Linked DNA regions of Mus musculus: all the other regions are linked to region 5. A link is a loop called in an ENCODE intact Hi-C map of the cell type or tissue named here. Cell type or tissue: heart. All regions are shown on one strand. Region 1 has its middle 22 kb from the start of Gm39798. Region 2 has its middle 47 kb from the start of Ptgs1. Region 3 has its middle 7.1 kb from the start of Olfr368. Region 4 holds the start of Lhx6 (LIM homeobox protein 6). Region 5 has its middle 17 kb from the start of Ptgs1. Region 6 has its middle 4.4 kb from the start of Ttll11.

The links. Peaks named below come from ENCODE experiments on the same cell type or tissue, not always from the same donor. Only the 100,000 strongest peaks of a DNase experiment are listed, where the experiment ranks them.
Region 1: it touches region 5 in a loop (14-fold over the local background); 40 of 42 quality-filtered maps call a loop at or near these places.
Region 2: it touches region 5 in a loop (7-fold over the local background); 23 of 42 quality-filtered maps call a loop at or near these places.
Region 3: a loop joins it to region 5, with 4 times the contacts of the local background. A loop is called at or near these places in 8 of 42 quality-filtered maps.
Region 4: it touches region 5 in a loop (2.6-fold over the local background); 8 of 42 quality-filtered maps call a loop at or near these places.
Region 6: it touches region 5 in a loop (6-fold over the local background); 5 of 42 quality-filtered maps call a loop at or near these places.

The regions. Positions count from the first base shown.
Region 1 is chr2:36,006,021-36,011,020 of GRCm38, forward strand. No RefSeq gene overlaps it. Among named protein-coding and RNA genes, the nearest start is that of Gm39798, 22 kb to the right of the region's middle. In heart, CTCF peaks have their summits at 2,248 (motif pointing left), 3,533 (motif pointing right) and 3,738; a DNase peak (open chromatin) is centred at 2,224; H3K4me3 peaks cover 268 bases; H3K27me3 peaks cover 1,946 bases.
Region 2 is chr2:36,274,497-36,279,496 of GRCm38, forward strand. No RefSeq gene overlaps it. Among named protein-coding and RNA genes, the nearest start is that of Ptgs1, 47 kb to the left of the region's middle. In heart, a CTCF peak has its summit at 2,257 (motif pointing left); no DNase peak of the experiment used is centred here.
Region 3 is chr2:37,336,317-37,341,316 of GRCm38, forward strand. No RefSeq gene overlaps it. Among named protein-coding and RNA genes, the nearest start is that of Olfr368, 7.1 kb to the left of the region's middle. In heart, a CTCF peak has its summit at 2,689 (motif pointing left); no DNase peak of the experiment used is centred here.
Region 4 is chr2:36,102,487-36,107,486 of GRCm38, forward strand. Lhx6 (LIM homeobox protein 6) reads right to left here and starts at 1,574. Exons shown (of 9, transcript NM_001083126.1): 1 at 1,408-1,574; 2 at 860-1,042; 3 at 372-493. The coding sequence starts at 1,476. In heart, no CTCF peak of the experiment used is centred here; a DNase peak (open chromatin) is centred at 3,055; H3K4me3 peaks cover 3,513 bases; H3K27ac peaks cover 347 bases; H3K27me3 peaks cover 4,924 bases.
Region 5 is chr2:36,211,266-36,216,265 of GRCm38, forward strand. No RefSeq gene overlaps it. Among named protein-coding and RNA genes, the nearest start is that of Ptgs1, 17 kb to the right of the region's middle. In heart, CTCF peaks have their summits at 2,229 (motif pointing right), 2,994 (motif pointing left) and 3,193; DNase peaks (open chromatin) are centred at 1,986 and 2,906; H3K4me3 peaks cover 447 bases; H3K27ac peaks cover 921 bases; H3K27me3 peaks cover 1,409 bases.
Region 6 is chr2:35,981,699-35,986,698 of GRCm38, forward strand. No RefSeq gene overlaps it. Among named protein-coding and RNA genes, the nearest start is that of Ttll11, 4.4 kb to the left of the region's middle. In heart, a CTCF peak has its summit at 2,369 (motif pointing right); a DNase peak (open chromatin) is centred at 2,396; H3K27me3 peaks cover 4,130 bases.

The sequences.
Region 1 (5,000 bases), 210 kb before region 5:
AGTGCCGGTCTGGTGAGAGGTGTGAAGATGATCAGAGGAGGAATGGGTTGTCTGGCCAGGCAGTGTGGGCGCCCTCTTCAGCACAGCCAGCGTGGCCCAAGTGATTCAGGGCAGATGCCTGGCTTGTGACCCAGGCTCCTTCCTACTCGGTTGACTCTGTGATTAGGGTCCAAATGGAGCCCTCTACCTTCAAAGGCCAAGGCCAGAGACCGCTCTGACTGCTCAAGGACTCTGCAGGGCTGGGCAGGGCTGGAAAGCTACCCTATGGGTAACAGTTGGCCCTAATGGTTCACAGAGAGCTTACACCTGATGCTCCTCACCTGGGTCTGTCCATATCCTGCAGGAGGTGTGGTCATAACTCTGCCCTGCGATTTCTATGCTAGCTGCCCCTTCTCCTCTTAAGAGGACAGAGCTGCATAGAGTGGACTCAGCCTTGAGCTGCACTACTCTTATCTGTGGTATGGGATTCCCTGGCTAGCCTCAGCTCTGGGCACCTGTGGTGCTTTGAATAGGTATGACCCCCCATAGACCCATGTGTTTAAATGCTTGGCCATAGGGAGTGGCCCTGTTAGGGGGTGTGGAATTGTTGGACTGGGTGTGGTCTTGCTCAGATCAAGATCTAGAGCTCTTAGCTCCTCCAGCACCATGTTGGACTGCATGCTGCTTCATGGTGATAATGAACTAAATCTCTGAAACTGTCAGCCAGCCCCAGTTAAGGGTTTTCCTTTAGAAAACTTGCCACCAGCTCCTCAGCCATGGCCCAGGGCTGCTCAGCCTCTCGCCTATCAGTGAAGCAGCTCAATTGGGCTGCAGAGTCTTCGGTTTAGACCCCAGAGCAGTAGATGCAGGAGGCAGAGGCTTCTGTGAGAACACGAGTGAGCAGGTGAGCTGTTGGATGGGGGACGGGCACCCATCACACCTCAGCAGGCTAGGCCTTCTGAGTGCTTCACAAAGCTTGGCTGAGTACTGCGTCAGGGACTCACAGGAGTCGGTTCCCACCAGCTCCCTTCAGCAGCTCCCACAGGCACAAGCTTAGAGCAACTGTCAGGGAGACATGAGGTCCAACTCGGCCTGGGTCCCAGAAGGGTGAGTGGAAACTGGTGACTCTGAAGGCCTGGCCATGGGTGGAAAATGTCTGCTCAGGGACAGGAGTGTACTTGCCTGGTGGCACTTGGGAAGAAGTGACTACACTCTTGTGATTACAGTCCTAAGGCTAGCCCTTCTAATTCCCAAACCAAAATGGTGGTATCAAGACCCGACTGAGTTAGATCACCCCCAAATCTGGAACCATAGTGTGTTGTAAGAGAAGGATTGGGCCTCATGGCCACTTGGGTGGCCCAAGGTTGGCCTTCTGCATACCAATCCTAAAGCTCTCCAGAGTCTGTGAAATGCTATCCAGAATCCTGGATGTGTTTCCCTGCAAAGGCTGGAGAGGGCTATCTACTGGTTCAGGGTAACACCACAGGAAATCTGGTACTAGCCAACTGTCCACTCACTGCTGTCCTGACCTTCTACCTGGGCTTCTCTGTGCTTTGTCTCTCTGGGGAAAATTCTGTCCTCCGGGCAGGAATCATCTCTCCCTGCAGACACTCTGGCTCTAGACAACCCTGCCATTTCTGATCAACTAAGGCTTGCTTTGGCAGACACAGGAAGAAGAGCCCATCCTTTCCTTCATCTCTAGTGAGGCGCCCAGACAACAGCTTCTCTGAAGGTCTGATCACACGGCCATGGTCAGGACTACTCATCCTGACCCATGGTATTGCCGCTGTCCTCAGCAGGCATCAGAGAATGCACAGGCAACTCTAGGAGGTACCCAAGGATAGGGCAGGGTACCTCAGACACATGGGGTTGCTGGGGAAGTAAACTCTTGGTTGTTCGGATGTGTCTTGGGGCCCAGAGACAGCAGCAGCATGGACTCATCCATCACAGGGAATGCTGGGAGTGGAGGGCACTTCCCCAGCACTCAGTAGGGAAGCCTGAGGCATCTTTAAAGGCGATGATCCCCCACAGGTTTAGCCAGATCTTGTGGGACTGTCTGGTCTCCCTCTCCCTCAGCTTGCCCACAGGCTCTGTTCTTGTCCATACTAACTGTGCCTTTGATTGCAGTGTGGGGGTAAGAACTGCAGAGTAAAGTGTTTGAAATATCTTGGTGTTCGGCTGTTTCACCTCTCAGAAAAGAAACAGGCCCACCCAGTCCTTAGATGAAGAAGCCTGGGTCAAGGCTGGACCTGCTTTTTGCTTCCCTCTAGTGGTCATAGGGTAAACTGCAGCCTGTTTGAGCTGCATCCAGTGTTGGCCTCTATCTCTTCCCTGGAAAACTCTCCTCACTTCTGCCCTAGGGTCCTTTTTCCCTTTTCCTACTCTGAAATGTCCTGAAAGACAAAAGTCAGCCAAATGTCCTCACCCAAGGCCATTCCCCCCCCTAGACTGGCAAACCTGAAAGATGGATCAGCTTAGACTTGCTGAGTAATTGCTAAGTACCAATTTCAGGGCTCAAAAAGTCACACCCAGCCACCGCAGGTCCTTTTCTCTTGTTCTCTTATTATTGACATGGCTCTCTTGAAACTCTCTCTGTCCTTGGCCTCCTAGATTGTCCCCTACCTCCCTGGAGGGTCCTGCTCAGCTGTCTCTGGTCTTCCAGGTCTCTTTGTCCTTGCCTGCAGGTGTTTCCTTAGCCAATGGCCTACTGTTCTTGCTTACATTGGAAGATGGATCACCAAGCAGCCAGGTGTCACATCGAACTTTCAGACCGGGAGCATCAAAGATGTCAGCGTCTATGAGTTGGCGGATTTTTGTAGCACATGTGCTCAGTTTTACGATGAAGTACCCTTCGATGCATGGTGTGGGGTGAACACCAACATCTTCAGTGCTCAGAGACTCTCAGAGCTCCACCTGAGGGACTTCTCACAGTCTCCAGGCACCTGTCAGACTTTTCCAGGCCTGATGTCACTTGCCTTCCAGATCTATATCAGTCACTTTTTATCACTGTGACAAAGGATCTGAAAGCGACAAACCACTCCGTGGACAAAGGATTTGTTGCGGCACATGGATTTGGTCTATGGTCAGCTGCCTCGGCTGCTGTAGGCCGAGACAGAGCTGAAGCATCATGATGGAAGGGTATGGAGAAAGAAGGCAGCTCACATCATGGTGGCCAAGAAGCAGAGAGGCAGAATGGGTCAGGGACAAGATGTGCCTTTCAAAAGTGCACCCCCAGTGGCCCGCTCTTCCAACCATGCCCTAGCTTATAACAGACCACTTAACTATAAAGTTACATTTATACTAGTTCACTTACGCAATTAGCACTCTTGTGATCCAATCGCCCCTCGATAAGCTAGGAACCAGATATTGAACCCACATAACTTCTCTAGGATGGGAGCCCTCCTCCTGAATGGGTGTTGCTAAAGACAAGTTCTAGTCCTGGGGGGTTGAGGGGGAAGGCAGCAGAGAATTGAAATGAAAGGAATAGATGTTGCCTGGGTACCAACAGGCTCCTTTGTAGTTCTGGGAAGCCAGTCTGAATATAGCAGAAGTCCAGAAAAACCACCAGAGGGCAGTGCTGCCCCACTCACGGCCTTTGGGAAGGCCTGTCTTTGTGTCTTGGTACTGAGGTCTTTCGAGGAGAATCAGGGATGCGTGTGGGGGGGTGGGGGGTGGAAGTTACTTTGTGTGTCTCCTGGTGGGTTAGGATGTTTGTGGTATCCATTGCTCACATCAGTGCCTTCACACCCAACCACCAGGAAAGGGAATGTTGGTCATCTCGGGGACGTCTGAGCAGGATGGAGCTCAGAACCTGTAAAACCGTCATTTTCAAATGTGTTCCAACTCTGGACCATAGGCCGTACGTGGTCAAGAGAGCTATGTATTCTGCTCAACCCAAAATTATAAACTTCTTTAAAACAGTATGAAGGAGTTTGGAGGAGGTGGTTGCTATGGTTATTTTATTCTGTGACTCAGTTCTATGATTTTGTGCATGGCCTTTGTTGATGACAATGTTATATGGCAATGTCAATAGGATGGACAGCTGGAGAAATGGCTCGGCAGTTAGAAATGCTCATTGCTCTCTCAAAGGACCGGAGTCCTTTGAGACACCCACCAGGTGGCTCAAGGTTGCCTGCCGGTGATTCCAGTTCCAAGGGATTGGGTGTCCTCTGGCCTCCTGGAGCAGCTGCATACACATGATGAACAAAAACTCATCATACACATGAATAAGCAAAAATTATATTTTAAGGGGGCACAGCCCCCTTGGTAGAGTATTCACCCGCTATGGTGTGAACATTGGTGGGACCTACCTCTAACTCTAGCTCTTGATTGTTGAAACTAAAATTCAAGGCCATCCTTGGCTACGTCGTACAGAGTTTGAGCCAGCGTGGGCAAAAGATTATCTTCAAAAGAGAAATTGGACACATCTGATCGAGTCTTACTACTTCCAGGCCTCGGGCACTGGATCAGAGCAATGGTGGATCTTAAGAAAGCCATTCTTGTCATTGGCTAGAGTCCAGGTTGACCTGGTTGGTGGGATCCATATAGGTTGGGGGTTCAAGGCATTTTTCCCCAGTCTCACGCCCATTCCAGCCCACCAAGCCCCAACCGTGCAAGTGAAGAGTGAGCATGTGCCCACATGGCAGAGGGTTTATTGGTTTTCTCTGCCCTGAGCCTTACACCAGGACTCCTGGTGACTCAGTCAGCGCTGGGAGCCTCTCAGGTCAGAGCTGAAGAAAAGACATGAGTGTACTATGCTAGTAGCTATATCAGGCTATGCTTGGAAACAGCGCTACTGGGAGCAAACTGTCTCCTGCCTGGAGAAGAGAAGGATGGGTTAGCTATGCTGAGAAGGATGCTTGCACGCTGGAAGGATAGGGTGACTACTTACTGGAGGCGCCAGGCAGAGAGGGACCTTCAAAGTCTTGGGATGTGCCTCGTGGGGGAGGGGAGCGAAACAGCCATCCCCCTTACTGCCCCCCTCTCCCGCTCTCTCCTAAGGCCCAGAAATCTATGAACCC
Region 2 (5,000 bases), 63 kb after region 5:
AGAGACAGAGAGAGAGAGAGAGAGAGAAAGAGAGAGACACACAGAGAGACAGAGACAGATAGAGACAGGCAGAGAGAGACACAGAGACAGACAGAGAGAGACACAGAGACAGACAGAGACAGAAACAGAGAGACTGGGTCTGGTGGCTTGGGCTTTTGGAACCTCAAAGGTCACCCCCAGTGTAACTCTTTTTCTTCTTTTTCTATATAACACTTCCATCAATTTTCTGGGAGTTTCACATCATGTACCATGATCACAGTCCCCTCCCAGTCTCTCCATATCCTTCACCCCATCAAAGAAGTAGAAAACAAAAATTAGTAGGAAAAGAAAAACCAACTAACCAACCAACCAGCCAACCAACCAACCAACCAACCAAGTCCTCTTTGTGCTGTCTATACATCACTGGAGCATGGTAAAACTCTCAGTAGCCTGCCCTGAAAATAGAACTGAGCCCTTCTCTTCCCATACCTTAACCAGAAGCCATCAGTTGTGGGGAACTACACTTCAGCATCTCCCTCACACTCATTTCCTGTCCTTTAACAATTAGTGCCATTCCCTGGCGACTCAGCATTCAAATATATGAGCCTGTGGAGATTATTCTTATTCAAACCACCACACTCCAAAAATGTCCAAAATTGTACTTGTTGCATGTACTATGTGTTCCAAAACATGAACTTGTGAAGGATACTTCACACTCAAACCACCAACCACATTTTGGACTTACTTTTTCTCTTCCAGACAGTCTTACACTGTAGCTCAAACTATCCTGAAACTCACTATATACACAGACTGATTTCAAACTCATGACAATTCTTCCTTAGCCTTCTACATGAGGGAATCACACACACAAGCCACCATGTCTCCAAATTAATTCTCAACTAGGTCATTTCTATAGTATTTGCTTCACAAAATAGACAAATCAAATTATAATATCAAAAAAGTAAACAAAGCAACAACAAAGAGAACCTAAGAGTGTTTCATCTAATGGCAAGTTGGGAACCCGTCCATGGATTCTGTGGAAACATGACTGCATTCTTTATATGTTTCTTTTTTGCTTTTTTTTTCCCCAGTTGCATTTCTCCACTCTCTTTTTTTCCTCTGTGGTCACTCCCATTTAAAGAAGGAATTCTTGACAGCAGCATTGAGTTGCAAATACCTTCAAGTTAAGTTTAGTTTTTTTTTTTTTTAATTTTAACTAACACATACTTGTGAAAATTACATCAGCTAGAGATTACAGTTTGTCTCAAGATAACTTCTTACTCAGGCGAACATCACAAATCTCTGCCTTCACTAACATTCTGACTCAGCTTATGTCATGAGTCGAATATATTCCCTAAAATTTCATATAGTGGAAATTTAACACTCAGTAGGTTGGTGGTATTTGGAGGTAGGGCATTTTCATTAGAAGGAGATGAAGTAATGAGGGTGGGGCCCTTATTATGGGATTAAGAGAAGATTAGAGCTGAGTGTGTGGTGTCTTTTTTTCCATGCCAGCACACAAAGTCTTCACTAAGCACGGATGTCTTCATTTTGTCTTGTCTTCATAGCTTGTACAACTGTGAGACACACATTTTGTCCTTTTAGTAATCATCCAGTCTGTGCTGTTCCATTATAAGAACAGAAAATAGATGGAAACAGCCTACAAATTCTGTTTTCCATCATAGCCCATTGTAGAGGGAACATATTAGTGATTAAATTCATGGCAATTTCCTAACCTTACCAACAAAAATGCTGTTTTCTTATTACCCATGCATTTTCCATAACTAGCAGTTGCTTAACAAAATTCTAGGCTCCACATAATCTAGGGTCATGGCTGTCCTTCATGCTCTAAGGGATAAGTATATTATATGCTAACTCATGTTATATGCTAACTCCATGGGGCTAATCCAATGATGATCCTTAATGAATTCAAACCCAGAGCACTGTAGAGAGCCAGAATTCCCTTCGAAGACCTTATGAGGGAGTAGCAAGAAATCCATGTTTATCCGTCATCCTGCCTATGCTGAAGTAGTCTCATAAGGGCCTCCTCTTGCCTGAGCCTACAACACTTCAGGCTACTGCTGTTTAAGTAACAGATGCTAAAGCTATCTATTTTGATGATTGCTCTTTGGTAAGGGGCATACGTTTTCTTATCCTGAGTTATTGACAAACAAGATGCTGAGTCAGTCTAGCAAAGCTTGTAATCCATCCAAATACCCTTTCATTGTATTTCTGGGCCAAGTGCCAAGTTCAGCCAGTTTCTTGGAAAAGGCCACCCTCTAGTGGCTAGCTTGAGTACAACAGCAATTCTTCAGGAAAGTTTTTTACTTGATGTAATATATGGCGTGAACGCCCAAAGAAGAGAAAAGTTAATAACATCAGAAGATAGGAGAAGGGCTCTGGGAAAGAAGAGAAAAGTTAATAACATCAGAAGATAGGAGAAGGGCTCTGGGACAGTAACTGTGTTCATGTGAATTCACATTCAATAATATACAGAGCTAGAGTTGCAGATGGATGAGGCTTCTAGGTAGCAGAGAGTCAGCAATAAACATGAGCTCTAAATAGTATCATTAAATAAGAGTGATCTTATACTAAACCATTTCTTCCAAGCTAGGCATTGTTAGAATGAAAGGGTCTGTTTTGTACTCCATCTGCTTTATAGTCAATTGCTTCATGGCTTGGTTAGGACATTTTGAAAATAACAATCAACTTAGACTACTTTCCCTTTGAAATTCACATAGGAAGTTCAGGCACAGAGAGAATGCTAACGAAGACAATCCACATTTCCAAGCTATACTCATGCCTAGCATTGTTAGGAAATCTGAGTAATAAGGAATTCAGAAGTATGCTTTAGTTTATATTTTGGAAGGTAACCTAGCAAAAGGGTTTAAGAGCACAAACTCTAGGATCCGAGTTTGAATCCTAGTTCCTTATTCACCATATGGATCTTAAACATATTATTTTACTTCTTGTTGATTCTGTCATTTCTCTTGTACAGTTTAGTGGGGTGGTATGGAAGGTAAATGTACTGATGAACATAAATTATTCAATACAGCATCTGGCATGTTGAAAATAGTATGTTTTACCATTGTCATTGAACAGATTCTGCGTGTGATTCTCTATCCCTAAGAGATGGAATGTGTTGCATAAAGTGGATATTTAAGAAGATTTTCTTGCTCGGTGACAGTATTAATTAATGCAGTGAAAGAAGTTGAGGTTGGATGAGAAAAGTAATTAGTACTCACCACAGAAATATGATTCAGTCTCTAATGAATGAGTGGCTTCATTATTCTTCTTAGTTCATATAGGAAGTAGATCCAGGCAGTCCATTTTTTTTTTTTTTACTTAGATAGAATCTAGAAACATTAATCAGTCTTCTATTGTTGATTTGGCACTTGAATCAGAAATTATTTTACATTAAATGGATAACCAAAGTGATATCCCCTTTACTATTTAAAAAGCGAATATACTTTATAGTTCAGGTAATAGAAAGGTTCTATTTTGTGCACTCTTGTTATCATATTTCATTGGGCATTTTTCTCTTCTTGTAACTTTGCATGTCACAGTAACACTCAAAAACATCAAAATATAAATATTTTGATTAAAAAAATCAAATTCCCAACCTCCCAAGTTCCATTTAGCACAACAGACTACCAGCATGGTATATGCTGTCATGAGTGTTGCTGCCAAGAACACTTATAGTGCCAGTCTAATTCGAGTGTACTTCATGATCCAAAACTGAACTATGCTCCCAAGATATTGCTACTCAATTACCAATGCAATCCAGTCCAAGTATCCCAACTGTTTTGGAAGTTTCAGGGGAAAAATAATTATTGGTATGTGACAATAATGTCTTGCCAATATTTCCTTCTTGGGCATCAGACATTGCATGAATATTGATTTGTGTTGTTCCCCATTTGTCTCAGTTGAAGGAGCAAACCCCAGTGAACCTAGTTATCCCTGTGCCTTATACCTTGGTACCCAGTTGTATCTCAAACCTTGGCTTATAGCATTAATCTTAAGTAGTCTCCACTCTTATCCGTATGAACTACATTCTGAGATCCCTAGTGGATGACTGAAACTGAATCAAATGCTACTTAAACAAGTTTGGGGATTTAGCTCAGTGATTGAGGGCTTATGGCACAAACCCAAGGTCAATGAACAAAACAAAATAAAATAAAATAAGAAAACCACTGGGACTCAAACTAAAATGCTATCTATCTATCTATCTATCTATCTATCTATCTATCTATCTATCTATCTATCTATCATCTCTATCTATCTATTCATTCTATGTTTTTCCCCCCACATAATATCTGTACCAAAGTTCAGAACCCCAAAGTTAAGAACACTTTACAACTTCTCTTTGACATATCACAAAAATGACTCATGCATGTTGGGGCCATTGTTACGAAAGACAAGGGTTATCTGAGTACAAGCACTGTGATATCACGACAGTATGTCTGTATCTGATAACCAAGGGCATTACTGAGTGACTAGTGGGTGGGAAATGTATACAAGCGTGGCTCTGCTGGACAGAGTGATGAGTCATGCTTTGGACAGGATGGAGTAGGACAGCAGATCTCATCACATTACTTATCATGTTACATCATCTCAAGTGTATGAACTGTTTTTTTATCTAAAACAGTCTCTGTACCAAAACCACAGACAGTGAAAACTTAGATGAATGAGGACTCCTCAGTTGTGGTGATTTGTGGCCCAACATTGGTTATTGTGTTTCACTATAATCAAAGACTTCCTTTGGGTCTTTCTTTTTAGTCAACTTCTTCAGTTCTGCTGGAGATGTGGCATGAATGTCTTCACTAGCAAGGGCAGTGCCTAGGAATGTTTACACTGTCCAGTACAAACCCGTTTGTAAAGTTGTGTAATTGTTCCTCACTAGCAGCTTAACAGCACACCTGAAAGCTCCAGAACAAACAGAACAAAGACACCCATCTTAGCTAGGGAGAGACACCATGACCATGGCAACTTGGAAATATAAAAGAAATATAAAGGAAAAC
Region 3 (5,000 bases), 1.1 Mb after region 5:
CATCAAATTGGGCTTCGTAAGAGGAAGGGTAACTAGTCCCAGAGAAAAGCAGCCTCCTGCTCCAGGAATACAGGCCTGAGGAAAGTGGATGTTGCCTCCAAATAGAAACTAAGGTGCTCCCAAGGTCTCAAGCCCAAAGTATGGTCCGTCAGTCCCTCTGTAGATCCTTCCCTGACAAGCTCTCTCTGACTCCTGCTACCGTTCCATCCTGTGATGTGTGGAAGGCACTGGGTACACTTCAGGGACAAAAAAACAAGTTTCAGATTGTGGTATTCTGTCTTCCTGAGGGTGGTCATATGCAAATCCTATGCATGAGTTCAAGGGTGTCCATTGTTTATGAAGCTGTGATTTTTTTTTTCATCATGGTAGCTACACATTGGTGTCATTAAGGGCAAAAAGACAGTTGGATAAAAACAGACCCTTCTATGGTGAAGCATCTCTGATCTACTGTGGGCCTATGCAAATGCAGTGTATGTAAGAAGAGGCAAAGCTGCAGAAGCTGTGGGCTCTGCAAGAGGGAACGATTGTGTGATCAAAGAAGGCATTGGGTTTGATTGTGTGTACACGAATAGGCCCACCATAGATGGCATGCAAAGAACAGGCAGCCAATAAAATGTGAATGTGCATCATGGGCCACAATAGCTGTGCATGATTCTATGCACCACTGTGAACAGAAATGTGTGAGTGGTTGCCACTATCTAAAATTTAAATTCGAAATGCTACTATTTGATTATATGCAACCAGTGTGTGCACAATTATACAGGATTTTGGCTCGTTCATCTGCTAATTTGGATGTAAGTGCACACTCTGGGTTCATATTTCATGCCTGTGTATTTGTGGAAACCAAACAGAATCTACACACACCTGCATGCCTGTACATGTGGGCTTGTGAACACATATGGCTATTTCTGCATACAGCTTCATATATCTGAATGTTGACAAAGACCAACTTAAACTCCAGCAAATTTCACCTCCATCCTACACAGTCACTTTTATTTTCTTCCCTTCTTAGAGGTAGGACATGGTTGGAAATTAAAGAAAAGCTCTAGAGGGAGCCAAAACCAGAGGATCCTCACTAACCAATGGAAGAAGAATAGGAAAACAGTAAAATAGTGTGCTGACATGACACAAGCTAAAGTCATCTGGGAAGAGGGAACATCAGTTGAGTAATGCCTCCATTACATTAGCCTGTGGGACATTTTCTTGATTAATAACTGATGTGGGAGGACCCAACCCACTGTGAGTAGGACCATCCCCCAGGCAGGTAAACTGGGTAGTAGAAGAAAACTGTCTGAGCAAATCATGTAGAGCAAGCAGCCTTCCACCACGGCCTCTGCTTCAGTTCCTGCCTCCTGGTTTCTGGCTTGAGTTCCTGTCCTGATCTCCCTTAGTGGTGTACTGCAACTGTAAGCTGACAGAAACTCTTTCCTTCCCAAACTGCTTTTGTTCATGGTGTTTATCTCAACAATAGAAACCTAACTAGGACAGGTAGAGAGGTCCTTCATTGGGTTTTCTTTTACTTTTTTCCCCTTTAGAGAATAACAAGGAAAAAGCTAGAAGTCATTAACTCCTTTGCAAAGTTGTCTCAGCTTCTCCTCCCACATCCTACAACTTAGCTCCTCTCCTTTCAAAGCTCCAGTCACAGAACTGCCCTGAATTTCAAGAATGAGATTTAGACAGGGAAAAAAGAATCACTGAAAGAAGTTACCTTTTGTTCAATACTCCCATGTTGGGAAATGCCAGGGCAGGAAGACAGGAGTGGGTGGGTGAGTGGGGGAGCACCCTCAAAGAGGCAGGGGAGGGGGAGGGAGGGGAGAGTTCCCAAGGGAAGACCTGAAACTGGGAAAAACATTTGAAATGTAAATAAAGAAAATATCCAATTTAAAATACAGGGAGGGAGGGAGGGAGGGAGGGGGGAGGGAGGAAGGAGGTTGCCTTTGTCCTTTGCATTAAGTCTGTGTGGCCAGTGGTATAACTTTGTGGCAAATCATTTGCTTGGCAGGCAGAGATCCCTGAGTTTAATCTCCAGCATCACCACAGGAAAACAATGAGTTAAGCCTTTCAGATAATTTTTAAGTTAGCATACAAAGCACCAGGCTTCATAATGGTGTTTTCCTGCATTTATGTCTTGATTGCTACATTTAACTCTTGACTTTACTATTAGCTAGCCCATTGACCTCGGGAAAATTGCTTATCAAAGACAGTTGTGACAATATCACTCAGAAATTGTTGTGAGAATTACTTAATATGTAATTCATATAAAGTTCTCACGCACTGCCCAGACACATAGTTTCAATTTGCACACACTCACTAACACAGGCTAATGAGTCATTGGATTGGAGTTCAGCTAAATATTGTGGTGCTCTTGTGTAGGGAGCTACATGTCTGATGTCAGACATCACTGCTGTTGGGACATCTCTCCCTTCTCCTGTTTCTCCTACGGACCCTTAACTGACCAGAATCTAACATGTCTGCAGTTAATGTATGCATGTGGTATTCATCATATATCATTTTATTTTCGCTCATCGTCTAAAGTGTGTGAGGTCAATGTTTTCTTGCTCTTGTTTCTAAGGACAAATTCTCTGGTATTATTAATAATATATCACATTCAAGCCTCCGAAGTCCCAGTCGGCTCTACTGGTTATCAGACAGTGGCTGAACCATTTATCGCCACTCCTCTGCTGCCACCATGTGGCTATGGCCCGTTATAACCATCACTTCCATGTGATTTGGCAAGATTTGGATTTTTTTTTTTTCCTTTAAAATTTTTATGGATCTTTCGGAGGACAGTCATGATAGGTCCCTTTTGGTGAGTTCTCCGCAGCCTCAGTAATATTGTCAGGCCTTGGGGCCTCCCCTTGAGCTTAATCCCACTTTGGGCCTGTCGCTGAACCTTCTTTTCCTCAGGCTCCTCTCCAATTTTCATCCCTGCAGTTCTTTAAGACAGGAACAATTATGGGTCAGAATTTTGACTGTAGGATGGCAACCCATCCCTCAGTTGGTGCCCTGAGTTTCTGCTGGAGGTGGACTCTACAAATTCCCTCTCCCCACTGTAGGGCATCTCATCTAAGGTCTCTCCTTTGTTTCCTGAGAGTCTCTTACCTCCCAGGTCTCTGGTACATTCTGGAGGGTTCCCCCAACCTGCTACCTCCCAGGTGGCCTGTTTCCATTCTTTCTGCTGGCCCTCAGGACTTCAGCCCTTTTCCCCCACCCAATAACACATCATGTTCCCCTCTCCCCCTCTCCCCCCCCCCCCCGCCCCTGTCCACTTTCCCTCCCAGGCCTCTCCCTCCCACCTTGTGATTGCTTTTTTCTCCCATCCAAATGGGACTGAGGCATCCTCACTTGGGCCCTTCAGCTTGTTGACCTTTTTGAGTTCTGTGGACTGTATCTTGGGTATTCTGTACCTTTTTTTGGCTAGTATCTGTTGGGAGCCGCGCCCACATTCGCCGTTACAAGATGGCGCTGACAGCTGTGTTCTAAGTGGTAAACAAATAATCTGCGCATGTGCCAAGGGTATCTTATGACTACTTGTGCTCTGCCTTCCCCGTGACGTCAACTCGGCCGATGGGCTGCAGCCAATCAGGGAGTGACACGTCCGAGGCGAAGGAGAATGCTCCTTAAGAGGGACGGGGTTTCTTTTTCTCTCTCTCTTGCTTCTTGCTCTCTTGCTTCTTGCACTCTGGCTCCTGAAGATGTAAGCAATAAAGCTTTGCCGCAGAAGATTCTGGTCTGTGGTGTTCTTCCTGGCCGGTCGTGAGAACGCGTCTAATAACAATTGGTGCCGAATTCCGGGACGAGAAAAAACTCGGGACTGGCGCAAGGAAGATCCCTCATTCCAGAACCAGAACTGCGGGTCGCGGTAATAAAGGTTCCCGTAAAGCAGACTGTTAAGAAGGATTCAACTGTATGAATTCAGAACTTTTCAGCTGGGGAACGAGAGTACCAGTGAGTACAGCTTTACGAGGTAAGTCTGATCTTGAACTTTCTAAGGAAATTCAAGACAGTCTATCAGAAGTAAAGTGGAAAATGGCTTTGCAAGGTATATTTGGCCTTGAATTTTTTCTAGTGTTAGAAGCCCTTTTGTTCCTTTTCACATGTTATCAAGTGGTTAAGATAGGGCGGATTCTAGATGAAATTCAGGACAAGCTATCAGAAGTAAAGTGGGGAGAGAGAGTAGGAGCAAAGAGGAAATATGGTACACAAAATAAGTATACAGGCCTTTCCAAGGGTCTTGAACCCGAGGAAAAGTTAAGGTTAGGTAGGAATACCTGGAGAGAGATTAGAAGAAAAAGAGGAAAAAGGGAAAAGAAGAAAGATCAATTAGCGGAGGTCTCTAGGAAAAGGAGCCTGTGCTCATCGCTGGATGGGCTCGGGGAGCCAGCTCTTAGTAGTTCTGAAGCAGATGAAGAATTCTCCTCTGAGGAAACAGACTGGGAGGAAGAAGCAGCCCATTACCAGCCAGCTAATTGGTCAAGAAAAAAGCCAAAAGCGGCTGGCGAAGGCCAGTTTGCTGATTGGCCTCAGGGCAGTCGGCTTCAAGGTCCGCCCTATGCGGAGTCCCCGCCCTGCGTAGTGCGTCAGCAATGCGCAGAGAGGCAGTGCGCAGAGAGGCAGTGCGCAGACTCATTCATTCCCAGAGAGGAACAAAGGAAAATACAACAGGCATTTCCGGTCTTTGAAGGAGCCGAGGGTGGGCGTGTCCACGCTCCGGTAGAATACTTACAAATTAAAGAAATTGCCGAGTCGGTCCGTAAATACGGAACCAATGCTAATTTTACCTTGGTGCAGTTAGACAGGCTCGCCGGCATGGCACTAACTCCTGCTGACTGGCAAACGGTTGTAAAAGCCGCTCTCCCTAGTATGGGCAAATATATGGAATGGAGAGCGCTTTGGCACGAAGCTGCACAAGCGCAGGCCCGAGCAAACGCAGCTGCTTTGACTCCAGAGCAGAGAGATTGAACTTTTGACTTGTTAACGGGTCAGGGAGCTTATTCTGC
Region 4 (5,000 bases), 110 kb before region 5:
TACTAGAGATGGAACGGGATGGTTACCGGGATCCGAATGATCCGGGCCAGAGCCTCGGACATCAGAGCTCAACAGAACACACTGGTGCTCGGGGCCAGAAAAGACCAGAGATGGAACCAGACCCGTGGCCAGCGCCTGTCAGATCGGAGGAACCCGAGGCAGATCCCCCGCCAGAACTCAGGCTGAGACTGGCGCTCCCTTCTGTGTAAGACGTGCTGAGTAGGAGGGCCGGGCCAGTGCGCTGAGCCGCGTTGTGCACTCTGAACAGCAGGGCTCAGGAATTGGAGAGCACAGGCCACACAAGTGGCCTAGGCACGCGTGTGCAAGGCGTTCATGCTCCAGCGCTTGCTGGCGGGATGGCCGCTGCCTACCTGAAGTAGTCCATCTTGCAGTAGATCTCCTTGTTCTTGATGTAGCAGCTATTCTGCTGCCTCAGCGATGTGCGACACACGGAGCACTCGAGGCACCGCACGTGCCAGATGAGGTTGTTGACCTGGGGAGGGGGCAGAGGTGGGGGTCGGCTTGGCGCGGGCCTCTTTCACGCCCGCCCCCAGCCTCCCCAGCCTCATTTGCAGAGACAGAGAGACACTGAAGCTCAGAAGGGGCGTATGGCTTCCCTACTTTTCTTCTATAATACAGAGAGGCTCAAGGAAATTGAGATACAGCCTTGCATTCTCTTGTTGGAACCGGGGCAAAAGGAGACCTCCTGTTTGGGAACACTTGCCCAAAGCTGCGCGATCGGTTAGCGGTTGGATTGGGAGGCCGAGGAAAATGGACCTGGCAAGGTCATTGCTTCCCTACAGCTCTTGGGGCTGCAAACCACACCCGTGGGCAAGCAGGCACACCTACCCTGACTCACCTTGAGCAGATACCGGTCCAGGATCTCCAGACCGCAACTGGAGCAGATATTCTTGCCGGCAGACGGCACGGAAGAGGCAGCAGAGGGCGGCGAGCAGACAGACGGTGTGCTGGGCGTACATGGGGAGGCTCTACCTTCGTCCTTGTCCAGAGCGCCTGCCAAGGCCTCTGCGTCTGACTGAGCCTGAAATGGGAGAGAGGAACAGCGAAGCGCTTAGCCGAGTACTCAGAGTTGAATCTGGTTTCCTCGCGCACCGACTGACACCGAAATGTGCCAGGGATGTCGCGCCCTAGGCTGGAGTACAAGAATGAAAGGACCTATTGGAGAAGAAGGGACGGCCCCCAACTTTTAACACAGCGCATCCTGGGTGCAGGAAGCAGCCAAAGCTCACATTCCAGGCCAGAAAAACCAAGGCTCAACGAGAGGCGGCTCCTATCGGCAGTTTTCCAGCGCAGGGGTAGAGGTTGGTAGCCGGAAGGCTGAGCCAGAAGCCCTGGCCTGTGCTGTTGGGGGGACTCGGGGCCGAAAGCAGGACCGAAAGGACTCACCATGGCAGGCGGAGCGGTCCCTTCGAGACAGCGGGTGGTCGCTTTGCAGCCGGACCCTGGCTGGGCCATCACCTGGGGGAGGGGGAGGGAATGCAGGCGACGGCGGCTGCTGAACTGGCTCGGAGCTGTCAGAGCCCAGCGCCTCCCCTCGCCTGTTATATAAACCGGCGCTGAACAATGAGTCCTAACTTTGTAGTGGGCATTTAAAGCCCTTCCCCACAAAAGCGGTGTCTCTCTAATGAAGCAATTTGAATTTGGATTGGGTTTTTTTCCCTCTCTCTCCCCCTCTCCCTGCACTTAACCCGTGGCTCTTGAAGTAATCGCTTAGTTCCTTTGCAATCCAAGCCTCTGAGGGGGAAAAAAAACACGCGCACACACACAAACTACCTGCAATTAGAAATTGTCGTGAATGCCCAAGATAAGAGGTAGCCAGAGTGTCAATTCCAACTGTCAATCAGTGAGATCCATCAGGCCGCCCAAAGAATTGCAAATTTGATTTTTTAATGGTAGTAATTAAAAATCGAATTTTTTTCTCCCTCCGCCCCCTCCCTTCTCCTACTCTCGGTACAAAATGCAAAAAGGAGAAAAGAGAGAAAGAAAGAAAATAAAAAGGAGATGGGGGTGGTGGTGGTGGTAGTGGTGGTGGTGGTTGAGAAAATAAAACCCAGAGCGCTAGGAGCATCCGCCCGCTCGACGCGCGCCGGGAAATTGAAGCGGGGATATTGACACCGATTCAAACGCCTTTGGAGGGCCAGTTCAAGGGAAGCCCCAAGCCAAAGAGGGCGAGATCGGCGAGTGAAATGAGGCCAAAAAGAGAAAAGAGAGGCCTCTTGGAGGAGGAAAGAGAACCCTCCAGACTCTTGGAGCTCCCGGGACCGGCCCCTCATCGAGATCCTCAGCGTTGCGCCGGCACAACCTCTGGCGCATCGGCGCTATCAGCGTCTATTCAGACGGACAATACTGGCCTCGCCTCCTCTTGATTCGCCTATGTCTTTGCTAAATCGCTTTTTGAGAAATTCCTCCAACATTTGCATAATGTGTTCCCGCTTTCCGCGACCCCCCACCCCCGCCTGCCCGCTCGCACGCTCACACACTTGCAGACACACTCTCCCGGGCTCACTCAGCACCCCTCCTTCCTGCTGCCGCCCGCCACCCGACCCGGCCCGGTTGAATCCCGGCTCCCGCTGGCCCCAGGATCCCCGACGCTCACCCACTCGCCTGCTTGCTCACCTGGTCGGTGGTGGGGCCGCCCTCCGCCGGCAACCGGCAGCCCTCGGGCAGCGCCGGGGCGGCGCTCTCATGCTTCCAGTACATGGGCCCGGGAGCGGGAGGGCTCGGTGGGCGCGCAGTGCGAAGAGAGGCGCAGAGTGGGGCCTCGGGCGTCCTGGGGGCAGAGGCTGCTGGGAGAGCTGGAGAACCGAGGCTCCGGCCCCGCCGCCCCGGGCCCAGCCCCAGCTCCCCGCCCCCGGCCTGAGCGCAGTCCTGGCCTCCCTGGCTGCCAGCACCACTGCCTCTGAAGAAGGTCCCGACAAACTTGGAGAGGTCCCTGCAGCTGCTTCTGCGGCTGCCGCCTCCTCCTCCTCTTCCTCCTCCTCCTCTTCCTCCTCCTGTTCTCCCTCCTCGTTGTCCTCCTCCCCTTCCAGCTGCGGCGACGACCGCCCTGCCGCTGGAGCCCCGCTCCGTTCAAGATGAGTCATGCGTGACCAATCCCCTCCCCGCTAAGAAGAGCGAGACACTCCAAAGGAGGCAGAGACTCAGAGACATACACACACAGAGAGACACACTGAAACTAGGCGCTACAGGGAGACTCTTGGAACATGCTAACATACAAAGACACTGGCGGGGCACATATCCTCACAGCTCCTTCTGCCGCCCCTCCCTCAAGGGCACCCACTGCCGCCCTCACACAACGTTAATAGGTGCGAGAGGAATCCGTGGTCAGCCCATCTACAAGGCTGGATTCCACATGAAGCCACGTTCTGTTGATGTAGTGCTGAGCCTGGTATATTTGTGTCGCAAATGGTCACCTGCTCACACCAATCCTTCAGGTCCTAGACTTCGACACACCCCTCAAACTCCTGCAAAAATATCCCTGCTTCATGACAACCGGAGCTTGCACCAGCTTCTAAAGGCTGAACAGGGCTGGGGGCAGGGGAGCCTGTGCTAGTGAGAGTGGGAGGGTAGGTCCCTTGGTTCTTTTGGAATGAATTACTTGGGACATCCACTTCCACTTCAAGATTTACCTAATCATACTTTCTACGTACTATAGGACTCTAAGGATGATGAGAGTTAGGGAAAGGCAAAGACCCAGACATTTAGATAGCAGGCACAAGCCCCAAACAGAGAACTCTCAAACTCAAAGGTCTGACACTGACAAACACTGACATTTATAGCCTCAGCCTTCTTCCTCAAACACCAACTATGCCAGAGAAGTGTGTAAATGTGTGTCTTCTTCTAAAACACTGTGCACACTCAGACTTAGACCTAGTCCTGCATAGAGCTACCCACCCACCACACAGACCACCCCTCCCTAACTGCCCTCATTTACAGATGTAAACAGCACCCCCTCAAATCACGCTTACACTTGTACACACAGCCGTACTCAGGAGAGGCCAAGTTCCTATGGAGCTCCAAACCCTGTATAACCTCTGTTATGAGGCATCTCTTACTATGCACTGCATTCTTATAGGTGATGAGCCAGGCGCCAGGCTCAAGGGGAAGCAACACACACCTTTGCAAAGAACATCGTTCCCAGGTGTCAGTCTCTGTCTGCACAATTAGGCATGGCCAGAAGCACACATGGACAATGTCTATACACGACTGCAATACTGAAAACCCACCTCCCACTCCTTAGAGATATATATCTGCTCTTCAGGCAGACACAACCCCAGCTAATGGCATCAGCCCTTGCATTGCAGTCCTTTATTGCTCTTGGGCACACAGGTTCTGAACCAGTCTTTTATACTAAAGAGAGCAGATCCACGGTGGAGAGCAGGTGAGGTGTGTACATGCACACAAATGTACACATACACACTTCTATTCTTGGGTGCTTTAATCCCAGCCTGGCATTAGAATGCTAAGCATATTAGAGTCGTGATCTCAGTTTTCTCTGTGAGGCAGCATACCCTATTGGTACCCATGCTACCTATTTTAACCTGATGTTTAAAGAAATCATATCCGTCATAGTGCCCCATGACTAATAATGGCCTGAACCGAGAACTAAAACTGGATTCATATACTGGAGCTTATGACCTTGATTTCTGGGCTATACCCATGACCGTGACCACTCATGGTAAGCATGTGCACACACACACATAACACACACACACACACACAACACACACACAACATACACACACACACACACACACACACACACACACGCACACACACACACACATGCACACACACACACACACACACACGCACACACACACACACATTCCATAGTTTGCCAAAAGCCTGCATCTGCCTTCTGGCTCATGGGCAAATATGGAATAGCAACAATACTGTCTGGTTCTCCCTCTCCCCTGGGCTCTCCTCCCCTCTCCCCTTCTCTTCTTTTCCCTCCTCTCCTCTAAGTGGCCCGGAGA
Region 5 (5,000 bases):
CTTCCTACATTAGATCCTGAAGGACCCTCTCCTGGGCAGATTTTTACCCACCAGCACTGTGATGGATGGGGAAACTGAGGCCTGGGAGAAGATGATATTGCCTTAAGGTTGCCAGTCACAAAGTCTTGCTAGCTCAGAAGTTTGGCAATCCCAGGGGCCTTCTCTCTTGTGTGCCTAAGACCTTTGTGGCTGAGTGTTGTAGTAGATTCGATTAACACTAGTCTAGGTATTAGTGAGGGTGGTAATTAATTAATAATTATTTAATTATTGATTAATAAATTCATAACTAATTAACTATGAGGGTGAACCAGCTGCACACTGTTACCGAATTCCCAAGAATCAGAGGCCCAGGGATGTCCAGTAAATGGCTGAGGTCACACAGCAAAATGGTTGTGAAGTAAGATGACCTCCACGCACAGTTGGACCTGGACCTCTCTTTGGCGATTCTGTCTCCCGCCTACTGACATGTTGGGGACCTATCCTGAAGTGCCTTGGTTGGCTGGGCCTAGAGATTCTGATCATGGAGGAACCGGCTCCTCTCCACCCCTGCCCCCCACCCGGGAACCCTACACCGAGGGTAATTGAGATCAGATGCGGCAGTGACCCGAAAAATGCTCCCGGGAACCTGGAAGCATTTATTGTCTGCAAGGGAATCCAGGGCTCTCTCCCTGCTACCCTCCCTCCCTCTTCCCTCTCTCCCTCCCTGCCTCCTCCCCAGGCAGAGCCTTGGGTACTGCCTGAGGTTAGAGCTGGGCCTTGATGAATAGGGCTGCTGAAAGCGAAGTCCAGGCTTCCTCCTTCCTGGGGATATGGTTACAGGGGGCCAGACTTCCTGCCCCTCTGGCATCCTCTCCTTCCAGAGTGGATCTGCTGGCTTTCAGGGTAGGAGCTGAGCAGCTGGCCCAGGTTCAGACAGACTGGAGCTCAAATGTCACCTCCTCAGGGAGGCCCTCCTTGACCACCCCATAGGAACCAGCCCACCTACAGGCAGTCCTTCCTTCTGCTTAGATGGCTAGCAGTTATTTCTTCTGTTTACCTTGCACTCCAGGTAGCTGAGGGAGAGCAAAGGCTTTGCTTTGCTCATGACCATGGATTATAGTTTCTATGCCCACACATATATGCTCAGTGAATACCAACTGGATGCAGCCCTGATACGGGAATGGCTCTCATTGACCTCTGACAGTGGGATGTGACCTTGAACCTTTGCCTCTGACCTCCAGATCCCACATCATGACAACTTCATCCTCCTTTGGTTTCAGGCTCCTGTTTCTGCGGCTTCCTGTTCTACCTGTGTTCTACTGTCTCTGGCCCTGACTTGGGAGCTCCAGGCTGATCTCTGACCTCAGGTTCTGATTGTTGTCTGCCTTGGCTTTCCATTCGACCGACCGACTGTGTGACTCTGGCCAAACCTCTTGCCTTTCCTGAGCCAGCAGGATTCTTCTTCAAACAAGAGCCAACCTGAGAAGCCCAGGATGGATTTGTGACTAGCAAAGGTGGAAGGTGGCAAGGAAGGGGCTGATGCTTGAGTCCCCTGTCCCCTGGTGGTGGCCCTGGACAGTCCTGCAGATCCCTAGTTTTGAAGAACATAGTTTGAAAACCCACTTTCTTGATTTTTTTCCAAAATATTTTTTTCCTCCACGTGTGTGTGTGTGTGATTTTTTTCCTCCACGTGTGTGTGTGTGTGTGTGTGTGTGTGTGTAGAGGACAATTTGCAGGAGTAGCCTTCTGCTGCTCTATGGAGTCTGGGGATTGGACTCGGATTGTCAGGCTTGGTGGCAAGCACCTTTGCCCGCTGATTCATCTTGCTGGCCCCTTCTGTCTTTTTGTGCCTCTGCGGTGCCTTTTCTGAGGGACTGGCAGCAGCATGTCATTTCCTCCTGTCACCAAAGTGAACGGACTCCAGTGTGTGCTGGCCGTAGTGCTAATCATTGCCTCTGTAAGCAGCCTGGCACGGTCACAGGGGTATGGCAGGGCGAGCTGATGAAGCGTTGTCCCTGGGTGCACATTGTCTGGAATTCAGCCCCACCCCTCTGTCTTCCTCATGCTGATCACAAGGCCTGGAACAGTGCCCACAGATAGTAAGTGCTCAGTGAATGTACAGACAGCCAGGGAGGTTTCCTGTATGTGACCTGTGATGAGCTAACAGGCTGTCTGTTACCACCTCTGCATTAACAGTGATCTCAGAAGCCGCACATTTCCATTTGCCCTGGTCTCTTTGCGGGGCTTCCACTTGGGGGAGCCCGGGCAAGCCACCCTCGGGCAGTCGAGCATAGTCCCCTGCTCTGGACACTCAGGTTCTGCTTGTTCCAAGTGCTTGGTACCTGCTGCACGGCTGAGATGCAAATAACAGGACAGTGTGGGGGAGGGGATCGGGAAGCCTTTCCTGGGACGCCTCCAAGGGCTGATGTTAGGGGGGTTTCACTCAAGGGGGTGGGAGAGGGGCAGGAGAGAGTTCCCCTGGAAATGCTAAGGATGTGCACAGATGGCCTGGTGGTGGCTGGGTGAGTGGCCAAGGCAAGGGAGTGATAAGGATGAAGGCAGGTAAGAGAACGGTTTCAGGCTGCTCAAGCAGGTTCCCCAATTCCACTCCAGCAATAGCAGGCCATGCCAGTGTAAAACTGGTCTCAGTTTTACACCATGGGTAGAGTTGGGGGTGACTCAGACAACAAAATGTCTCAAAATCTGTTTCCAGGTTACAGTTCTTAGAGGTGAAAATGTAAATTTCCTAACAAGCCTCACCGCATAGGACACCTGCTCTGGCTAAGCCGTGTGGGAGTCCACTTCTCGTGCCTTTTCCACCGGGCCCTTTGGACTCTGTGCATGCAGGAATTTGTTTCCTAGAGGCCCTGGCAGAGGTCCTATTCCAGTTGTACCAGTGGTTTCTCCAGCCTGGCTAGCAGGAAACCTCCTTTTCCAGCCTGCCTTGCCTGAGCAGACACGAAAAAGGTGGCCTATGCTGCCACCTGGTGGTCACTTCGGAATACTGTCCTGTGTAGGGGAGTTTCCCCTGCAATGTTGCACTAAGGACTTTTACTGAGGTATCGACTCTGTCACGTGGCTTGCGTTTTGTTTTTCCTAGGCATGGGTATTCAGAACCCTGGCTGTGTGTGCAGAAGCCTGAAGTTCATAATCTGTTCTTCCTTTCTCTGCATTTCAAATCCAGACTGTGTGGAAAATGTAAAAGAGAAACTCAGTATCTTTTCTATCCAAGGGTTAAACAAGACACATTTCATTTAAAAACAAATGGAGAGAAGCTACTTGGCAGAAAGTCAAATTCCTTCCATGTCAGCACTTCTTTTCTTAATTTGGGTTTGTGTTTGTTATGTGTGTGAGTGTTTTGCCTAAAGCTTGTCCGTGCTCCTGATGCCCAGGAAGGCCAGAAGAGGGCGTCAGATCCCTTAGGACTAGAGTTTCGGGTGGTTGGGTCTCTCTGTGAAGGTTCTGGAAGCCATGTTTCTAGCCCCAAGGTCAGCACTTCTTGAAATGAAAAATATGTGTACTAGGTGCTCAAAAATCACATCCCGATTGTCGGCTGTGACACTTTAAGAGAGCCATTATGTAAGGATGTGAGGTGGACCCCATTTGCACCAGCAGGACCCACACTGGATGCACCCTCTGCACAAATCAAACTTACTGCCCTGCTGAAATACTTGTGATTGTGTGGTTATTTTCTGGGGACCCCAGACCTGTTAGGCAGCTATGGAATGCATCTCCTGCCATCCATCTTGTAAGACCAGCTCAGCTCCAGGCCCATCTTCCCCTGCTCCCTGCAGGCAGCCCTGGCTGGGCAGTACCTCATAGTGGTCCAGGCCCACGTTCCAGTTCCTGACTCCCACATTCAGAGCCCACTTTTGTTATTAGGTGCTCTGTGACCTCAGTCAGGTTGCTTGACTCAGTGCCCTACTCTACAAAACAAAGGCAACTGTGTCTCCTTCAGGGGGTTCTCTTTAGGGTGGGAAGAAATTCCATCTAATAAGTTATGCTGAATGAGGGTCATGTCTGGATGTGCTGAGCAAGGATGTGGTAGTCTGCATGGAGTGTGGCTGGGAGATCAAGTTCACCTGCGCTTCCAAGTTCAGAGATGATTTGCATGGCGTCACTGAGGGGCCAGCTGGTGTCCCCACATTCGTTCTCTGTCTCCAGACTGAGGGATGTTGCCTGACGCAAAGCCCCATGACTTAAGCTATGCACTTGGTTTCTCCCATGGCCAGTCCCCCACTCTAAGACAATAGAAGTGTGGTTAGCCCACCCTGAGTCACATCCTTCTGTTCTGAGGAGACATAGTATCTACAAGGTCCAGAGAGCTTCCCAGAAGCCTTAGGGTGAAGTCAAGCCCATACTACACAGCTGTACCTAGAATGTAGAATGTCGTGCAGCTTATATGCATTGGTAGAGTCTTAGCCATTATTACACAGTTCCCATCTACTTCCCAGAGGCCCCTCTCTGCAACCCCAGGGCCTTTGCACATGCTGCTTTCTCCGGGAAGAGCATTAGGGGTAAGCTAGGCGCCTTTTCTGTATGTTTCTGCCCCTCCTATCATCTCCACAGCCTTGTCAGTTGTCTGAGAGGGGCAAGCCGTTGTCAATCCTGTTCTTTCCTATCCTGGTGCTCAGACAGAGTAAACATTAGGCAGCCAGTTATTAAGTTAATTTTTAATTCCTCACTACAGAATGGAACTTAAAAACCAGATCTGGAAAAGGATCTGAATGCAGAAGGCACAGGTCTAATCAAGAGCCTGTTACCTCCTTAAGCACGCAGACTCAGCTAGTAGCTGCGCTCTAGGTTCAGGGCCAAGCCTGTGTGCTATCTTGTTTCTCATTTAGATCTTGTGTGCCTAATTACCTCCATGGTAGAGAAGCTCACAGGCGAATCTCCCACGGGCACATGGGAAGAGCCAGGCAGGACTCTGGCTCCTGAATGGCCTCTTGAAAGGGGCTTGGCGGCAGCTCGCCTGTCTCTAAAGGGCCGTGAGGCACAGGAAGACAGGAAGCAATGTACCA
Region 6 (5,000 bases), 230 kb before region 5:
TTGTGTCAGGTCAGCCTCTGCCTTTTCTCCGAGCTGCTGCAGCAGCCTCCCAATGAGTACCATCTGTCTCCATTACACTCCTGTCCATTCATACCGCAGCTGGAGCTGCGCTCTCCAAGCATAGAAACATCCTCTACTTGCACAACCTCTCTTGATAAATTTCAAACATTAGTTGTCTCTTTCTACCCTCTTTTCTGGAATCACATCCTCTCTTTGCTTCTGTGACTTTGTACACACTGTTCCCTCTGCCTAGATGTACCCTTCCTTAGTGTCTCTGCCTAGGAAACTCAGAGTCATCTTGGTAGCTGTCTTTTGGGGAACTTTACTCAGTGCCCTCCGGCAGAAGTAGCTACAGTCTGTACTGATGGTGTGCATGATAACCCTCTACCACATCCTGACTGCCACTTCACAGAGAAATCATCTCAGCCTCCCCATCAGTCTAGGCAAGGACAGATTTGAACTGATTTCTCTCTAGAAAAGACCAGAAAATGTGATCCACAAAGAGCACTGTGGATGCAGTAACAAATTATTTACAGCTTATCACATCTGAAAAGAGCGGCCCACATAGCGATAGCCGCTTGCTTATACAGTCGTAATCTCTTCTGCCTCTGGGGCTTCCCACGTGTCCTTCCAGCTCTGCCCACATCTTCAGCTTTCAGTCCGCTGAGATGGCTCTGGTCCTTCAATTTAAAGCCGACCTCACCCGGTGAGATAATTATGGAAGAGAGAAAAATAAAGATGAAGCATGAGACCAAATGAGTTTCCTGAGAATTAAAAGCCAGGCTCTACATCAGACATGAACTATACGCTGAATCTTGAGAATGGGGCAGGCATAGTTAGATGGCGTGGCCATGGCATAAGCCATGGCCAGAGCCAGTGAGGAAGAAACCAAGCACAGGCTCTGCCCACTGAGACACAGTCACAGAGGCTCTGTCCACCAGCCGAGGACACCCCTGCCCCTGCTGCAGATGCTGCAGGAACTCACCGAGGAAAAGGATAAGGAAGAGATGCAGTGCTGTGCATGCAAGGGAGCAGGGAAGCTGACTGGACCAGATGAAACCCAAGCATGGGGGGAAAAAAGAACAGGGCACAAAGGGCCCAATTGGGCTTTGGACAGCACTGGAAATACCTCTCACTTCTCTGGAAGCCCCCAGAATATGTAAATGAACATTCCAGCCCCATAGGAAGTGCATCCAGGAGCAGCGTCCACTGTGACTGCTGAGAGCAAAGAGCAGGTCAGGGTAAGGGACCTCATGACTCCAAGGTGGGAGCTTTGCTTGTCTGTTTTCATGTCTGTCTTGCCAGTCTTGGAGCCAGAAATGAGGGGTACAGTGACCTGGCAGAGAGGATGTACTCAGTAACTATTGTATGTATGTATGTATGTATGTATGTATGTATGTATGTATGTATGGTTGGATGGATGGATGGATGGATGGATGAGTGAATGAATGAATGAATGAATGAATGAATGAAATTCTACATGGTTCAGTTATTCCACACTGAGGAAGCAGCTAAGTTAATTTGGTAAATGCTGTCTGTGACAGCTTTAGCCCTAGAGAAAAATGCCAGTGATGTAACATCATAGGAACCGGCGAGAGCACTGTAATTACCGTGTTTAAAAACTGCCCAACATAAAGAGGGACTGAAAGAATTTAGAGAGAAATGGGAACAGCTGCAGCGCTGGAAACACAAAATCTTGCTTGAATCTTTCCTTTCCGTTCTGGAAACCTGTAGCCATCTTGTGGCTCTCCGTGCCCCTGAACCCACCCCCAAGTCAATTCTACTTCTACAGATTGCTTTGAGGAATCAGAAAAGACAAAGCTTCACATTATAACCTGTTATTGGCTAGTAACAGATCTATGACAAGGACTGAACTGATCGCTGCAGATGCCTGGTCATCCTGGGGACAGTTCTGGGAGCCATGTTTCACAGATGGTGAAAGAAATCGCTGCTCAGAGAACTCAAGACAGTAACGGCAATGATACGATTCTAACTCCGGGTTGGCTTGCAGCACCTGAAATGTGTATATAGAAGATGTAAGAACACGAGTTATTGTTATTCTTATCTATGAAAAGAACGTAATAAGAGAAAAAACACCGGAAGTTAATATTTCCAAATCCTAATAGTGATTATTCTGGGCTGTGACCATTAAGTGAGTCATATTTCTTCTTTATTCTTTTCTGTTTTCCAATTTATTTTTTTTGCAACAAGCATGAAATTCCTTTGCTAACTGGAAAATCAATTTTTAGGTAAACTTGACTATTGTTATATCAGGGACCTGTAACAGCAGATCCATTTCTGGAGGAAACCAGGAAGAAGTTGTCTAGGGAGGAGGCATGGGAGCTACTTTTTTTCCTGTTATTGTCAAGATCTGCCACCAGGTGGCGTTCGACTCTCGACTTTGTATGGACGGAGAAGGCGGGCACAGTAACCTGTACACTGAACAGTCTGTCCCTGCACAAAAGCACACAAGCTAGACTTTTGCAATTTGTGATCTTCCGCCTGGTACACCCACCCCCTTCGCTGTATTAACACATCTATTTTGTTAAGCACCTTAAATTCCAGACTTAGTTAAAAGCTCGTTAAGGCCCAGATATAAAAGCTCTTCTTCTTAGGACACCTGACATAATGTTTAAAATAAAGCAAAATTTAAACGAAGTCACATTTTAAGGACCCACGCTGTCCACTATCTACTTGATGTGAGAATGAGCAATGCAAAAGTCCACAACGGTGGGACCTTCATCATGGCTCTTCCTATCCCTGAATCCTGTGAGCTTTGATAGGAGGAAGGCTCCTGGGGAGGGGATAGAGATAAAAGCTGGAAAGCCTGTCAGAAACAATAGGGTCAAGAAGTCCCCAGGTGTTGAATAGGGATGGAAGAGAGTTTGGGGGGGGCGGGTGGGGTGAGTGGGGGATGGTAAGGACTGGTGAGGCTTGCAGCCAGGCTCCAAACAAGCCCCTCTGCACGGTATTGATGTCACCGAGAGGGTTTTAAGTGAGGCTGACCCGTCAGGTTTCTTTTCCAGAAGGATGAAGTATGAGGCAAACAGGAAGTCCACACTCATTGTGATGGTTAATTAATGGTCCACTAGGTAGACTCTACTTGATGATCTCTAAAATCAGATCTAGCATCACCAAGAAGGATGCCTCTGGGAGCATCTGTAAGGAATTATCTTGATTAGTTTAATTAGAGTGGGAAGAGCCACGCTGAATGCTGGCCACACTCTCTACCAGGAAGCTGGAATATAAGAAGGCACCAGAGAAAAGGTTTGGTTTTGCCTGCTTCCTTCTCCACCTTGGTGCATGCTACAGCCGACACCTCCTGGCCACCATCCTTCACTGACAACCAGCACCCAGCATCTTTAGCCTTCTGACTTGGACTGAGCAGTGACTCTTCAGGAACCTCCCAGACTTCTAGCCCACACAGGACTCCATCTCCTCCTAACTGCCCCCCACAACGACTCAGCCTTTTCAAGGTTCACTCATCCTAGGATTATGCTTGGGAAAGTGCAGTCAATTTGGGATGCCATGGCACTGCTTTCTGTCCTGAGGCCATGGACCCTTTCTGGGAGAGTCTCTAGGAGCCCAGACAATCCTGCCCCCTCTCTAGTAACCATTTCCAGCCATCAGCACCTACTTCTCCTGCTCTTCTTCGAGGTTCCTTGTCAGAAAGATGAGCCTGGAGTTATTAACTTGGAGTCTGGTTTCCCTTCATCTCAGAAGGTTACCAGGGGGTTCCAGTTGGGGTTTCTGTCCCAGAAAGTCTCCTGAGGACCCCGAGAGGACACAGACGGGAAAAGAAAGTAGAAAACAGAACCACAGAAGGTCTGATACTTGCTCTAGGGAGGTCTAGGAAGGGGCCTGTTTCTGTAAGAGCAACAGGAAGGACGTAGCACATTCTTAGCACTTCCATCATGCCCGTGATTTCCTCTTCAGATCTGTGACCTCACCTGAGAAAAGGAGGCATAGCGAGATCTGAGAGTTTAGGCACCACATGGCCACAGGTGTTAATTGCTAAACCTCTGGTTCTCAGTTGTGCACTCAGTCTCAGCAGGCTCTGGTTCTCAACTAGGTGACACAGGCGTCAGGTCTCAGCCTCTTCTGCTTTGCCCTCTCACCGACCAAAGATTTCATCTTCTCAAAGCTGTTGGCCAACCTGTACTTTGCCAGGACCGGAATACATTGATTGAGGAAACCACTGAGCAGGCGTGGCACCTCGAGGAAATGCTATTCACTTGCCAGGCCTTAAAACTGTGGTCCAGCATCATCAGAGTCTGCTACAAGACCAGTCAGCATGTCCATGCCCCCAGTGAACGTGTCCAGGTTGCAGGTAAAGAAAATACTGACCAGCCAGATCGGTACCAGGTAACAGAGGTGACTCACATAGTTCTAAAGTAGCGGAGCCAGGAACTGGAGAGGGGAAGGACAGTGCTCCTTAGTCCTGGGACTCCAACCTGAGTGGCAGGGCTTGGCATGGAGTTGGAGCTTGCCGAGGAAAGCCAGATGAGGTTGGAGTCTTCTGTTTGTGGCTCAGTCTCCCATATCCTCCAAGGATTGCAGTGAGGGTGGGGTGCTGCATGGGCAGGGCCAGCACTGGAATGGGGAGGGGCCGTCTTAGGTTGTGAGGCTCCTATTTTGTTCTTTTCTTTTTGCCACAGATCGCCCATGTCCATCTGAACACTATAGAAGTGAGGCAAGTCGTGCCCCTAATTCGACCCGGGTTATGGAGCCAAGTGTGTGAGAGACACTGGGTCCTATTCCCCAGCCACACACACACACACACACACACACACACACACACACGACAAGAATTTTAAATTAAACCCTTGATTCCCAGTTCTGGAGTTTACAGCTCCTAGAAACAAAACTAGAGACAGAGATAAAAAGGTAAGCCTGAAGTAAGAGGAATTTGCTGGATGTGGCAGCTTCCTCCTTAATTCCAAGCACTGTGGAGAGTAGGCAGGAAGAATACAGTTTAAAGAGTCTGAGAACACAAGGCT